Linked DNA regions of Homo sapiens: region 2 is linked to region 1. A link is a loop called in an ENCODE intact Hi-C map of the cell type or tissue named here. Cell type or tissue: PC-3. All regions are shown on one strand.

Region 1 (8,000 bases):
TCCAGCCATTTAAACCAACTTCCTGGTGGAGGAGGTGGTTGGAAGAAGATTTGGGTTTGAAAGCTCTGTATGAGATTAGAGCACAAGGTGGTGCTGTCTCCATTCCTGTATAACCAAGGCCAGCTCAAGTAAGAATGAAGGGTATCCTCCAGGCACACAGAAGCTGGCAGCCAGAATGTAGCACAGTCTGGGCAGTACGAGACTGGTGGCAATGAAATCAAGACACAACTGAGCATGGTGCCCATCAGGGACAAGGGGAGAATGTCTGAGCTACAGGAAGAGCAACAGAAATGGCAGGCAAATGCAAGACTGTGTTAAGAGTGCCGGGGTGGTAGCCAAGAGAGGACTACCTCAGGGACTTTGGGACCCCTGTTCTGAGGACCCTGGGGGAGGCTGGGCTCCCATGAGCCTGTGAGTGAGGCCTAAGAAGACTCGTAAGTTCTGGCAACTTGTTCTCCACCTTTTGGCTCTTAGCACTGCAGACAGAGAGATGCTTTCAAAATATAAATCTCAGCCGGGTGCGGTGGCTCATGCCGGTAATCCCAGTACTTTGGGAGGCTGAGGCGGGTGGATCATGAGATCAGAAGATCAAGACCATCCTGGCTAACACGGTGAAACTCCGTCTCTACTGAAAATATAAAGTTAGCCAGGTGTGGTGGCACATGCCTGTAGTCCCAGCTACTTAGGAGGCTGAGCCAGGAGAATCACTTGAACCTGGGAGGTGGAGGTTGCAATGAGCTGAGATTGCACCACTGCACTCCAGCCTGGGTGACAGAGCAAGACTCCCTCTCAAAAAAAAAAAAATGTATTTTATATATATATTATATATTTTTATATAAAATTATATATAATATAATATATAAATATGTATTTATATATAAAATTTTATATATTATATTATATATTATTGTCTATAAATATATTATATATTATATATTTTATATACAAAAATATACAATATATTATAATATAATATATAATATATATTGCATATAATATATATTATAATATATATTATATATAAAATTATATAATTTTATATATTATATATAGTAAAATTATATAATTTTATATATTATATGTAGTAAAATTATATAATTTTATATATTATATGTAGTAAAATTATATAATTTTATATATAATATATTACATATAAAAATATATATAATATATAAATATAAAAAATATGTAAAATATATATAAATATGCCATATATATATATATATATATATATATATATATAATGTCTCAAATCTTATCCTGTCACTCCTCTGCTTGGACATTTCTTTATTCCTGTCTCACAAGGAACAAAAGCCAAGCATTTACAGCGGTCTGCAAGGCCTACGTGGTCTGCACTCTTGCCTCTTACTGCATGCACACATGCACACACACATGCTTGCTCACACACACACCTCTCTGACTCCCAGATTACTGGCTATTCCTGCTCCTACTGTACTTTGTTCCTACTTCTATTATAGTTCCTATTTGTGCCTACTTCTGTTTCAGGGACAGCAATTATGGGTTCTATGATGGCTTCTCTCATAGCTAAGGCATGGTGGCACGCGCCTGTAGTCCCAGCTACTTGGGAGGCTGAGCTGCTTCTTGTAGCTGTTAGCATGTGAGTCTTCTGTTACAGACTGTGAATCAGATGAGAGTCAGGGCTAACTTACCTTTGCACCTTTCACAGCACCCTTGACTGCATCTGGCTGACAGCAGTTGTTGAAGTTTTCTTAATACAGGAGTTTCAAGAGGAAGCCATAAACCAAAAGGCAGGGACAGAGTGCATTCACTATTTCTGAAAGTTTGAGGTGCGTGGAATTTTTCGCATTGAATCCCACGTTTACAGTCACTTTCTTAACACATTTAGAGACACTTCATTTTCATTTCTGATGGAGTTTCGGTTGGCAGAGGCTCCTAACACTTTTAAGCTTATCTGTCTCCCTTCCAATCTCATAAGTGGTTCATTATCCTTAAATTGCTTAAACATCTCTAGGAGAGCCATGAGGTTTTCATAATGTGAGTAAATGGCATTTAGTTGGAAGGCTCTCGGTTACCTGAAACCAAGCCCAGAATTTTGGAATAAGTAAAGCCCACCTCTGGAGGCCAAACAGATATTTCAGAGGTCTTCACCAAACCCAGCTACTTTATTTGAAGGTAAATGGCAGAGGCCTTGTGCATGAATTACCCTTTCCTGTGTAACAAATCACCACCACCATGACCCATGACCCCTTCATTTGCTCCTCACTCTGTGAATGAACAATCAGGACTGGACTCAGTCAAGCAGTTCTGCTGGTTTTGCCAGGGGTCATGCATGCAGCTGCAGTCATCTGGAGGCTCAGCTCGGGCTAGGTGGTATCAAATGTCCTCACTCACATGTGTGGTGGTGCTGGCTATTGGCTGGGACTCTCTTTGCCACGTGATTTCTTATCCTCCAGGAGGACAACCCAAGCTTCTTCGCCAGGTAGTCTCAGGGTTCTGAGAAAAGAAGCTGTAAGGCCCCCAGATTTCAGGGCTCAAAAGTTGCTTCTTAGGCTAAGCAAGTCAGCTGATCAAGCCCAGAGTCAGAGTCAAGAAGACCACTCACGGATGCGGACATAAGGAGAGGATATGCGGAGGTCATGCTGCAAATGATCCACCACACCCTTGCTCAGAGACCACGGACCGGTGTTTGATATTTTCTAATAAAATTTTTATTTGGCTTTTTAGCCCATGGGATATTATCCTAATATAGTAAGTTAGAATTGTCAATAGACATTGGTTACTAGAGGCGAGTATGCTAAAGGTAGCGACAATAGCCGTTGAAATCTTCAGAAATAGGAAAATAATTGAGGCAAATATAAACCCCTAAGTTGAGATCTCAAAAAGCCTCAAATCAGTTGTCATTTGCAGTGTGTAGGTAGAAAAAAAAATCACAATTGCCTCTGCAATATACTTATGTCCTTATTAAAATGGGATATAACAAATGATGATTGTGGTGATAAACTTTGACAAATCAGAACTAAGAAAGCAGAGTAGAACAGTACACATTTAAGAAAGTTATTTATTATAAGAGTTATTTGTAAAAATGTTTGATCCTTTAAGTGACTAGCTTTATTCATACGCAAATGAAGTCATGGAATTATGTATTCCCTAATGAACTGCAGAAAGTGGGTACAAAAACAGCTTGCAATAACAGAGATTTTAATATAATTGTGTGTGTGTGTGTGTGTGTGTGTGTGTGTGTGTGTGTGTGTGTGGGAGAGAGAGGGACAGAGACAGAGAGAGACAAAGGGAGAGAAAGAGAGAGAGAGAGGGAAGGAAAGAGAGAGAGAGGGAGAGAAAGAGAGAGAAAGGGAGGGAGGGAAAGAGAGAGAGAGACAGAGAGAGAGGTTGGCTTCTATTCTTTGCCCTCGTCCAACTTCTATTTGAGAAGTAGGGCAGGGGCAACCCTTTTTATCTTTGGGAAGGAGAAGGTAGTGGGAAGTGAAGAGGAAGAGACCAGGAGCATAATGGAAGGCAACCCTATTTCCATAGGTAAGAAGCACATGGCCTTCCTGGCGTCCTCCCATTCCTACCTCCATGGATTGCTTAAAAACCATGAGGAAACCTGGACTCACCGCTGCAGCCTGGAGTTCCAGCTAACCACCCTGGTGGGATCCAGAAACAGCAATGAGGCCAGCGTAGTTGGGGCAGAATGAGCAAGGAGAAAGTGGTACTAGATGAGGCCAGAGAGGTGGGGAGGATGTGGGGGAAGAGAAGATCTGAGGGCCTTGGAGATTTCTCCTGGGAGTAAGATGGGAATCGCTATAGCAGAGGAGGGACCTCACCTGACTTCAGCTGCTGTGCTGACAAAAGGCTTGAGCAACGGGCAGCCAAAGAAAAAAACCACGGTCCTAGTAACTCAGTGCTTCTCTTCATCAGTCTTCACAAAAAGAACTGTGGAAACTGGAATTCCTTGGAATTCCTAATATAATAATGATAATTATTTTTTCTCCAGCGAGCTACTGGACCCCAAACCATTCCCATTGATACGGATACCAGAGCAGAATCGTGCCACCAGGTGGCGCCAAGATGCAACCGGGATGGAACCGATTTGGCTCTTGCCTCCGGACCAGCGAAGGGCCCTCAAGTCATTCACTGACCTCACGACAACGTCACCCCGTGTTTAACGCAACTGAAATTTCTGGACCTCATGTATGGCAAGTTTTTACTGTATTAGTTTATTGTTTTAATCCTAATTGTAATTCATTTTATTTTCTTAAATGGAAGTACACTCATCTAAACTCGTTCTAGAAAAATAGTTAATTTTGTAAATAAATGTTGTGCTCATATAGTTTCAAGAAATTACTGTGGTTAAGGTGTAGTCAACCAAGAAATGTTTTATTTTCAAAAGGTCATACATACTGTTTTTAAGTCTTTACTAACATCACATGCCCACCAAAGTGGGACATGATCTATTTTTCTCATAGCGCTCGTGGCAGACTCATATATTGTGATATAGAAATTTTATTTTAAACACAACAATAGTAAAAGGATATATGTATAAAAGTAAATCTTGTATTCTTAAGTCCTAAATCTCCCTAGACCTGAAAACAAAAATGTCAAACCAGAAGCCAATTTATTTTAAAAAATAAGAGTTTGGGCCTGGCGCGGTGGCTCACGCCTGTAATACCAGCACTTTGGGAGGCTGAGGTGGGCGAGTCACGAGATCAGGAAGTCCAGAACAGCCTGGCTAACACGGTGAAACCGCGTTTCTACTAAAAAATACAAAAAATTAGCCGGGCGTGGTGGCACGCGTCTGTAGTCCCAGCTACTCAGGAGGCTGAGGCAGGAGAATCCCTTGAACCCAGGAGGCCGAAGTTGCAGTAAGCCGAGATTGTGCTACTGCACTCCAGTCTGGAGACAGAGCGAGACTTTGTCTCAAAAAAAAAAAAAGTGTTTGATCAGTAGATCTCACATCACTTTTCACAGTCTCCCTTTCCACACTTAGAACCATGAGCACTGTAAGCATACAGTAAAAACTTCCCAGATGCACACCAACTGTTCTTTCTCTTATCATAGTCATGCTCCATGTTTTGTTATAACCAGGTTACTTAAGGCAACTGGCACTATTTTTCGCTGTCTTCTTTTTACCTCTTATAAAAGAAAATAGTCTTCAGTACTTTGATCATGACCCTTCAGAATATCCTATTCTGGCCGGCTTTCAATATCTGCTTCCTATACAGACAGGTGTAAATGCACTAGAGTTCCTTACTTTCCTGGGTTGCTGTTAGAGGATAAGAAACTTTAGTAACAATTTATGGCCCTAGGTACTATGATGCCTGAACTACCTCTGGTCTACCCTGGGATCTATTTGAACGCAGTGTTCTAAGGCAGTTAAATCAAACAATTATCATGTTTTAACTTGATTTAATAGCACACATTAAAATCCTGCGGAATTAATTACATAAAATGAGCACAATTAGCCACAGCACAACAACTATAAAGAAAGAGATTGCATGTGATTGTGTCAGGGTGAGCCACAGGACCCTGGGGGTAGCATCTCCAGTTGTGTTATGTGACAGCCGAAACCTGCTGGAGGAAAACATCTAGGAAAACATCTTGCTTACAGAGTTGGAGTGGAATTCTGGTGACTCCACTGAATCCTAAAAAGAATGGTAAAAGGTTTTAGAGGAATTTTCTATAACCCTGATAAATAAATGAAAATTATAATAAGATATATTTTGGTCTCTTAAATATTAAATTAACCATAGAATAAAGTCCTTCTTATTCTAACATTTGGAGATCAAAAGCCTAGCAGCCCATTTCCCAGTCAAAAGGATCACACGCAAGACACATAGCTGGAAAACAGAAAAATAAATTCAAGGGAAACACACAGTCCTTTCTCAGATGTGATCAAGGATCACAAGGCAATGGAGGGGATCTAGGGCTATGAAAGCAAAAGTATAAAACAGACAAAGGAAACAGTCCCCCCCACCAAAAAATCCAAATGTTTAGATATCTACTTCCAGCATGACACCAGGAGGGGCTCCACAGACATGCTTCCCAGTGAAAATGGTGAAATTATAAAAACAAACAGTTCAGTGAGATGGAGATTTCATTCCAGGTGCAGTTAACAATACAGGACTATCTGGACCCTCAGATCCCACATGTAGGACTATCTTCACAGAAGAAGCGGCCATTGGCAGGTCTCAGATCGTTCCTAGCTACCTGTTGATGAGGCCAAGTTCTAGGTGAATGCCAAAAAGTGGATGCTCCCTTTTTCTGCCTAGTCCTCCATGCTGGGATTGTGGCAGGCTGGGTCTCAGTAATTCAGGCCTCCATAACAACTGTTTCAGTATTGACTGAGTGGTTAAGTTAAATATTAAAAGCTAAACAAAAGCCAGTGCCCTTATACCAAGGCTGAAATATGACAAAAGCCCACCAAGAGTTTTGCCTAGGTCTTTCCTAGGCCTTAAAACATGACAAAATAACAAAGGAATTGTTAACAGGACCCATTTAGGATTAAACAAGTTTTATTGGGGGGATCTGAAGAAACTCCCCAGGCCTCCATAAACAAGCTTATTGGAGGTCTGAAGGAACTCCCCAAACCTCTGTAGTTTAGCAGGAGACAAGATAGGGGTAATCACCCCAGCACCTGTACCCATTTAGATTAAGTAAATTTACTGAGGCTCCAGAGGAAGGTCTTCAGGACTCAGACCTTAGTTATAGATTAAAAGAAGTTAATCACTTATGTCTTTAGATGCATTCACACTTACACATAGACATATAGCTTAGAAGGTATATAAGCTCTGGAAATTTTTGTAATTTTGAGTTGGTCTGGTGATAATTTCCAGGCCTTCTGTAACTGGTTGCAGAAATAAAAGCTCTCTTCCTCCCCAGTTCATCTGTAACTCCTCACTGGGCCATGAGAAAGAGCAGCCCAACCCTCAATTTGGTCCGGGAACAGGACGGAGGCTCTACTTTGGGCAGGACACTAATAGGAATCCTAGGACCCTGATGGTGCTTGCTCTTGCTCAGATCCTGAAGTGGGGGTTAAACTCAGAGAGAAGCATGTCATTTTCTCCACACACAGAACCTTGATTAAGAGATTTTGCTAGGCCGGGCATGGTGGCTCACACCTGTAATCCCAGCACTTTGGGAGGCCGAGGCGGGCGGATCACAAGGTCAGGAGTTCGAGACCATCCCGGTGAACACGGTGAAACCACGTCTCTACTAAAAATACAAAAAAAAAAAAAAAAAATTAGCCAGGCGTGGTGGGCACCTGTAGTCCCAGCTACTCAGGGAGACTGAGGCAGGAGAATGGCATGAACCCAGGGGGCAGAGCTTGCAGGGAAAGGAGATTGCGCCACTGTACTCCAGCCTGGGCGACAGAGCAAGGCTCCGTCTCAAAAAAAAAAAAAAGATTTTGCTCATGGATGAAAGAAAAGAACAGAAAACAGAAATCTCTTAATTATTTCCTAAAGAAATTGACTTCATTTGCAACAGAGCCAGGAAAAGTTCAGGCCTAAGGGCACAATCAAAACCAGCTGATATTGTGGTAAAAGACAACTTTAGGCTTACTAGTTTGTCAGAGAGGTCCAAGGAAGGAGACAGCTGGGAGGAGCCCTCCGGGGTTCCACATGAATCTCAAACATTGACCTGAAAACTATTCAAAAGAGCCACAATAGATTGAATAGTCTGTAGAACAATTTATGCCCCCAGGACATAACCAGTTTGTGCGTAGTGGAGTTTAATAACTAGGTGTGACCAGGGAAAGAAAAAGTCAAAGATAGCTTTGCCAACACCACTGTCATCCTAGGGTGACTCAGGGTATACCCAAGGCCTTACCACCAAAGAATAACATCAGAAACTTCAGGCAATGGAGCTATAACGAGAAAGAACAAGAGGAAAATAAACCTCACTAAATGATCCAGACAGTAACAAAAGTTGTCAGTAAGCAAAGAGCAATTCCAAGTCCTAGGGATGGGGAGAAGTACTCAGAGTTACAACAGTATGTTCTCTACAGTGGGGTTTTAGGT
Region 2 (8,000 bases), 630 kb after region 1:
TCTGATTGGTTCCATGTCTTTGCTATTGTAAATAGTGCTGCAATAAACATATGAGTGGTTGTGTCTTTTTGGGAGAGCAATTTATTTTCCTTTGAATATATATCCAGTAATGGCATTACCAAGTTGAATTGCAGTTCTGAATTCTTTGAGAAATCTCCACACTGCTTTCCACAGTGGCTGAATTAATGTATATTTCCACCATCAGTGTATAAGTGTTCCCTTTTCTCTGCAACCTCACCAGCATCTGTTGTTGTTTGAGTTTTTAATAGTAGCCACAGAACTTTTCAAATGTGTGATTAAGGCCAGATGTAGTGGCTCATGCCTGTAATCCCAGTACTCTGGGAGGCTGAGGCTGGCAGATTACTTGAGTCCAGGCGTTCAAGACTAACCTGGGTAACATAGCAAAACCCTGTCTCCACTAAAAATGCAACAAATGAGCCAGGCATGGTGGCACGTGACTGTAGTCCCAGCTACTCAGGAGGCTGAGGTGGGAGAATCACCTGAGCCCAGGGCATTGCGGCTGCACTGAGCCAAGATGGCACCACTACACTCCAGCCTGGGTAACAGAGTGAGGCCCCATCTCAAAAAACAAAAAAAAAAAACGAAAAAGAAAAAAAAAGTGTGATTAAGTCTCCGCTGCTCCCAGTCTCATCTCCAAATCCTTAAACTCATCTTGTACACTAAAGACAAGTGACAATTGGAAGTAATTGTTTGTCACATTTTGTTATCCTAGTCATTGGAAGAAAAGGAAGGCTGTAGAGACAGAGCTGCTTTGGACTTGGCCTTAGCTGGTGCAGGTGCTCTGGCCTATCCCCGGAGAGCTGCTTAGGCTCCGGAGAAGCAGGTGCATGTCAAGGCCCACCAGGCCCATGGTAGTGACATTTATCAGACACTGCCCTTGCAGCCTAGGGGAGCTAGTTTCTTTCAATCCACCCTGGCTGACTGGGGAAGAAAGGACAGGTTGAGGTCATCTGTCATGAGCATGGTATTTGCTCCTCATTGGCTCCCAGAGGCTTTCTGGAGGCTGCCTCTCATGGCCTTTCACTAGGCCAAAGGCATGGGAGGAAGACACCAGAACCAGAGTCAGCATGTGTGCCATTAAGTCCTGACTAGCCACTTACTGTCTGTGAGATTTGGGGCTAAATACCTGAAATCTCTGAGCCTCAAATTCTTCATTCTTAAAATGATGAAAATGTATGCTCTTTTGAAGGATCAGGTGAAGTCATAGAAATGGAACTACTTTATGCATTTTTGAATCCCTTTGTAAATGTCAGATTTGTATAATTGTTGCTAATGAAAGTCTCCTCTGGCAATAGTTCAAAGGCTGCCAACAACTGAGTCATATTTTTGACTTTAATCCAGGATCCTCCTGGCTGGAAGGCTGATTCTGAAGGAAAGCGAGTTTCCTCTGAGGAACTTGGAATAGAAAATTAAATTTATTGAATTAGTCATGTAATGCAGAGTGAAACACCACCCAGGAAGCACTTAACATGCTAGAGCAACCATCTCAAGTTTTCTTCTGATTATTTTAGCCTTAAAATGCTTAGTAGTGGCCAGGTGCGGTGGCTCACACCTGTAATCCCAGCACTTTGGGAGTCCAAGGCGGGTGGATCACAAGGTCAGGAGATCGAGACCATCCTGGCTAACACAGTGAAACCCTGTCTCTACTAAAAATACAAAAAATTAGCCTGGCGTGGTGGTGGGCACCTGTAGTCCCAGCTACTTGGGAGGCCGAGGCGGGAGAATGGCATGAACCTGGGAGGTGGAGCTTGCAGTGAGCCAAGATCACGCCACTGTGCTCCAGCCTGGGCGACAGAGTGAGACCCTGCCTCAAAAAAAAGAAAAAAAAAAAAAAAAAATGCTTAGTAGTGAACCAGGGTCAGGGATAGTGAGAGTTAATATTAAAACAATTTTTGTGGCTGCACCTGTAGTATTTATCTAAAGCATTCTGGCACATGCACATGGACACGTACACAGTATTTGGATGAATATACACAGCATGGAGGAAGAAATGAGCACGTAGATTTGTGTGAAGAGACAGAGGTTAAGGAATGTGATGAATCAGGACCTCTTTATAGCCATGGATGTTTTTCTCTTGGGGAGTTTTCATGTTCTTTCACCCACTTTGGTTTTGGTGGGGAGATACTGCTTTGACAGAACGGGTAGTGAGTGTGTTACCATTCTGAAACCTGGGGCTCGGGGTGACCTACTGTCTTAGAGAAGCGGGGGGGCTTATCACCAGCAAGGGAAGGAAAAAATGGGAAAAGCAAACACATTCTTGAAATGATAGCTTCTGGCAAGTCCCTGGTACATCCCCCAAAACTCCAGATTTTTTTAAGGAAATCCAGGCTTTAGTAAGAAACCAGGAATGTTCTGGAAACATTAAGGGAGGATAAAACCTCTGCTCCCGCTTAACCTCCTTTCACAGCCCTGAGGGAAGAATTGGCTGAGCTAGGCAGACAGATGGGAGAGAGCCAAGAACTAGGATAAGACAGCCAGCATCCTGGACACCACGTTCAACCATATTTACAACTTAAAATGGTGGTAATAAGTAGGTGTCTCCTTTTCAAGTGAACGTGATTTAACCTTCCAGCTTCTGTATGGTATTTGTGGAAAGGGTTATGAATTTAAAGAACTACCTCTATTCTATCTCAGAAACCTGACTCCAGTTTTACCACATTAGGAAGACAGTACAATATTCAAAACTGCATAAAACATGAACAATTCTCACCCTATACTAAATAAATTATCTGAATTTAAGATATTGAAAATGTATTCATCCGCCCATTCAGCAGCTAATTGACCCATGATGTAAAGATGCTTCTAAACTCCTTGGGAAAACAGACAGTTACCAAAACCGTGTGCCAGGTGTTTTGATGAGGGTACAAACATAGTCAAGGTGGAAGGGTCGAGGGAGGACTGGGCAAGGTTTCCCAGAGGAGAGTGTTTCAGCCCTGTACTAAGGCAGACTCACTGAAAGTGCCAGGCTGTGACAAGAGCTTGTGTCAAAACGTAAATCAGTACACTGCTTCCTTCTTCAAGAGAATCTCACTAAAAAAGAGAACGAACTGAAATAAATGGTCTGCTTAGAGATTTAGTTCACTTAGGTTCTGACACAAGCTCATCTTGTCGTAAACCAGTAACAAAGGGTCCTGGCCAGCAGCTGGTGTGTGCACCATACTTTGAGCACTTGTACTAAAAGACAATCAAGAGTCATCCAGGGGAAAGGAAGGAGGGGTGCCCCACAGAGAGAACAGCAGGGGCGAAGGCCTAGAGGCAAGAGAGGGTCTTCCATATTAAGAGAACTGCACAGTAATTCCTCTAGCCCCAGAGGGTGAGAGACCAGAAAGTTCAGCAGGGGCCAAGCTTGTTTTAAATTAAGGAAGCATGGACTGAAAGAAACCTAATTCTTGCCTTCATCACAAGCTCACGTCAGCCTCCCGAGAAAAGCCTTTCCGAAGCAAGCATTCAGCAGAGCTCTTAGCCTTGAGGCCAAAGGCGCCATTCCTTCCACAACTCTTGTTTCAAGGAAGCACAGGAAACCTTGCATTTAAGCAGAGAAACCCGCTAAGATGAGTCCAACAGCGACATCTATAGACCACATCTAAAAGTCTTGGTTTCGGAAAAACCCAATTTCTCTGTTATCGGAGTTATGTGAGTTATCAGAGCAGTGAGAAAGGTTTAGCTGCTTTTCAAGGAAAGAGAAGGAGAGAGAGAAGAGTTAGAGGGTTAGAGTTGCCTTTGTCCACAGTCTTTATCCCTGAGATCAGACATCAAGCAACCTGTGTGCGTATGGAAAAGGGTGTAGGGGTTACTGTTAGGACCACTACCCTTTTTTTTTTTTTTTTTGAGACAGGGTCTCACTCTGTCGCCCTGACTGAAGTGCAGTGGCGCAATCTCAGTTCACTGCAACCTCTGCCTCCCAGGCTCAAGCAATTCTCCTGCCTCAGCCTCCCTAGTAGCTGGGATTACAGGTGCACACCACTACTGCCCGGCTAATTTTTGTATTTTTAGTAGAGATGGGGTTTCACCATGCTGGCCAGGCTGGTCTTGAACTCCTGATCTCAAATAATCCACCTGCCTCAGCCTCCCAAAGTGCTAGGATTACAGGCATGAGCCACCGTGCCCAGCAAGACCACTACCATTTAAAGCTTGACTTAGCTTTAAATCCCTAAACAACCGAGACTCATTTATTAGCTTCTTTCTTGTGGGAACAAAGATATTAAGCCAATGTTGGTTTTCAGGTTCTCTGAGACAGAAGTGGAAAGTCGGGAAGTAAAAACGTACATAAAACAGGCCAGGTGCAGTGGCTCACACGTGTAATCCCAGTGCTTTGGGAGGCCGAGGCAGGAGGATCGCTTGAGGCCAGGACTTGGAGATCAGCCTGGGCAACATAGTGAGACCCTATCTCTATAAAAAATTTTAAAAAACTGGTCAGGTGTGGTGGCTCATGCCTGTAGTCCTAGTTACTCCGGAGGCTGAGGCTGGAGAATCGCTTAAGCCCGGGAATTTAAGTTTACAATGAGCTATGACTGCACCACTGCACTCCAGCATGGGCAACAGAACAAGATTCTGTCCCAAGAAACAAACAAAAAGCACACACAAAAATAAAACAAACCACGTATGGCCCATTGTGCCCAGGTCCAATCCCAGGAATTTCCCCTGGGAACACATCCCGATGAAGCATCTGTGAAAATTAGATGCTTATTTTCTTTTGCCTTCTGACCAACTTGTACATTCTTTGGATTCACGGAACAGTTTTTCTTCAGATGTTGTGAATATGACTCATTGATGCCCTTTCCAAGAATATTCAGCATTAAGTGGGTTTCCCAGGAATTTTTCTTCAGAATCCCAAAAAATAGGACACTGAATTTCTTCTCTTTTCCCTCCCCTTTCTGGCAGCTGTGCTCAGAAGGCAAGGACAGAGCTCTTCAATGTTCATGGGCCTGTGAGCTGCTTCCTGAGATGTGTAGCTTCTACTTAGGCATGGCAGGTAATAGATGGAATATACATATTTTTAAAAAGAAAAGTTAACTGTAGTAAAATGAGACTGTACTTAAAATACAGCCCTGGCCCGGCATGGTGGCTCACGCCTGTAATCCTAACACTTTGGGAGGCTGAGGTGGGAGCATCACTTGAGCTTAGGAGTTTGAGACCAGCCTGGGCAATATAGTGAGACCCCATCTCTACAAAAAAAAATTTTTTAATTAGCCAGGTGTGGTGGCACATTCCTGTAGAACCAGCTACTCGAGAGGCTGAGGTGAGAGGATCACTTGATCTCAGGATGTTAAGGCTGCAGTGAGCCATGATTGCATCACTGCACTCCAGCCTGGGCAACAGAGTGAGACCTTGTCTCAAAATATATATATATAGCCATGTTTCCCACCCATGAGGGCACTGGAGAACGTGCAGATCCAGAGGTGCTGAGATTCTGAGAGGAAATGATACCTTCTCATCCCTTATCTGGTAGAGAAGGACTCCTGGAAGATGAGGCTTTTACACATGACGCTCTCCAAGGACATTAAAGAAACAAAGGTAAGGTCAGAAGAGGCCAGTCTAGAAGGTCAAATTAAGGAGCTTGAGGTCCATTCTGCTTGTGATAGAGACTAGAGTTTTGTGGAGGAAAAGATAAGAGGAACGCATGACATCAGTAATTGTCCTTAAATCACCTGCTGTGTGTTCAGCAACAGGTTGAGCCATCTACACACAGAAACTCAGTTTCTAGGGCTCCTTACCTTCCAGGAGATCATGTATAATTTAGTTCCTGCTGAGTGGAACTTGACTTGACTGAATAGGTCTTTTCCTAGAAATTTCTATGCATATGGAATATTTTGCAACTAAAATTTTCAACAATTTATCCTCAATAATGCCCAGCGCTGTGATGAATACTTCATACAAATTTTTGTTATTATCATACTCACTTAAAAATTTTGGAAATTTGAGCTTTGAAGCTTTTAAATATTGCCCAAGATAAAGTAGTAAATGACATAGAGCTGGAATTCAGACTCCAGTCTTTCCTACTCCAGAAAACTCACTGTTATTAAGACTCTTCTCTGCCTCCAATAAGCATAATTTCAGAAATACATTATCAGCTTTTGGGGCTAACCCTCCCCTGGCAGTGGCTTACAATCCTTTGAAGATCATTTGCCTACCTACTCCTAAGTGAGGTTCTCTGCTCTAAAACAATTCTCATACCTCAGGCTCCCTTGTGGATGTTTGATATGGCTTGGCTCTGTCCCCACCCAAATCTCATCTTGAATTGTAGCTCCCATAATTCCTATGTGTTGTGGGAGGGACCCAGTGGGAGATAATTGAATTATGGGGGCGATATTCCCCATACTGTTCTCGTGGTAGTGAAGTCTCACGAGATTTGATGGTTTTATAAGGAGAAACCCCTTTCACTTGGCTCTCATTCTCTCTCTTGCCCACGCCGTGTGAGAAGTGCCTTTCACCTTTTGCCATGAGTGTGAGGCCTCCCCAGCCATATGGAACCATGAGTCCATTAAACCTCTTTTTCTTTATGAATTACCAGTCTTAGGTTTGTCTTTATCAACAGTGTGGAAATGGACTAATACAATATTTAAAGAAAAGTACAAATTTTAGCCTCATCAGATAACTAGCACCTTATATGCTGGAGATAGAGCTTCGGGACCGCTAATTATTAAATGCTTCACCTTTGAGATCATGCTAAAATCTGTAATCATGTGAGATATAAGTTGATCACACAGCTATCTTCCTCTCTCGAATTTCTTCCAAAAACAACTCACATTAAAAAAACATTTAGAAGTAATGTCCTTTTCTCTTGGTTTTTAGGGGAAAATATATCTAGGTAAGAATCATCTATGTAGGTGATAAGTGATGTAGTACATGGGTGATAAGAAGGCCTTTTTCTTTCTACTTTATGTAAGTTAGTATTAGAGCAATTTGGTATCATGGGAAGAACCCCAGATTAGAGGACAGGAGACCTGCATTTTGTCTCCTGCTCAGCCATCAGTGTGAACTTGTGGCTAGTTGCTTCACTCCCAAGGGCCTTCATTTTCTCATGGATTACATAAGGAGGGAATGGACTACATCATCTCCTAGGGTGTTTTCAGCTCCCCATTCTATCATTGTAAACATCCAATATCAATAAAAATTTTAAGGGTCTTATTAACACAGATCTTTCTCTTAGGTGATAAGTGTCCTATTTGTTTGATGGAAGCCATTTCCCTCCAAGAGTCTGCCATATGCTAATAAGAAAGAGTTTTATTTATTTATTTTTTCCTACCTGGCCACCTGCATTTGCTTTTCAAAGCTGGCAAGAAGAAACACACATGGCAAGTAGCTCTTATGTACCAGGCACTGTGTTAGGCACGTGCATTATGTCTTTGTTTCAAAGATGACGGGTGGAGAGGACCATGTCTAATATAGGTACTCACTCACCTGTGAAATATTTCTTGAGAACATCGGCTGGGTGCGGTGGCTCACGCCTGTAATCCCAGCACTTTGGGAGGCCAAGGCAGGCGAATCACCTGAGGTCAGGAGTTCGAGACCAGCCTGACCAACATGGAGAAACCCTGTCTCTACTAAAAATACAAAAATTAGCCAGTCATGGTGGCACATGCCTGTAATCCCAGCTACTTGGGAGGCGGAGGCAGGAGAATTGCTTGAACCCAGGAGGCAGAGGTTGCAGTGAGCTGATATCCTGCCATTGCACTCCAGCCTGGGCAACAAGAGTAAAACTCTGTCTCAAAAAAAAGGAGAAAGAAATATTTATTGAGAACTTCAAACCTGCTGATGATGTTTTAGGTGCTAGAGATACAGTAGCAAATGAGAGAGACAAAACTATAACGTGACATCATATAAACACCAATTAATCCCACTGATATTTACTGAATGCCTACCATATACCAAATACTGTGCTAGTTGCTGGAGGTACCAGAGTGAACAAATTCCTGATCTCATCAAGTTTTACAGCTCAGCCAACTGAAACAATGAATGGATAACACTTATAGCATAGA

Evidence for each region. Hi-C counts contacts between places; a loop is a spot of excess contacts. Peaks named below come from ENCODE experiments on the same cell type or tissue, not always from the same donor. Only the 100,000 strongest peaks of a DNase experiment are listed, where the experiment ranks them.
Region 2: a loop joins it to region 1, with 18 times the contacts of the local background. A loop is called at or near these places in 51 of 110 quality-filtered maps.

What each region holds. Positions count from the first base shown.
Region 1 is chr1:234,062,067-234,070,066 of GRCh38, reverse strand. The region is part of intron 2 of SLC35F3 (solute carrier family 35 member F3); the gene reads right to left. Among named protein-coding and RNA genes, the nearest start is that of SLC35F3, 160 kb to the right of the region's middle. In PC-3, CTCF peaks have their summits at 53 (motif pointing right), 3,834 and 4,041 (motif pointing right); DNase peaks (open chromatin) are centred at 2,286, 4,076 and 7,626; H3K4me3 peaks cover 66 bases; H3K27ac peaks cover 6,058 bases.
Region 2 is chr1:233,436,625-233,444,624 of GRCh38, reverse strand. No RefSeq gene overlaps it. Among named protein-coding and RNA genes, the nearest start is that of MAP3K21, 110 kb to the right of the region's middle. In PC-3, a CTCF peak has its summit at 3,591; DNase peaks (open chromatin) are centred at 1,364, 2,014 and 3,564; H3K27ac peaks cover 2,402 bases.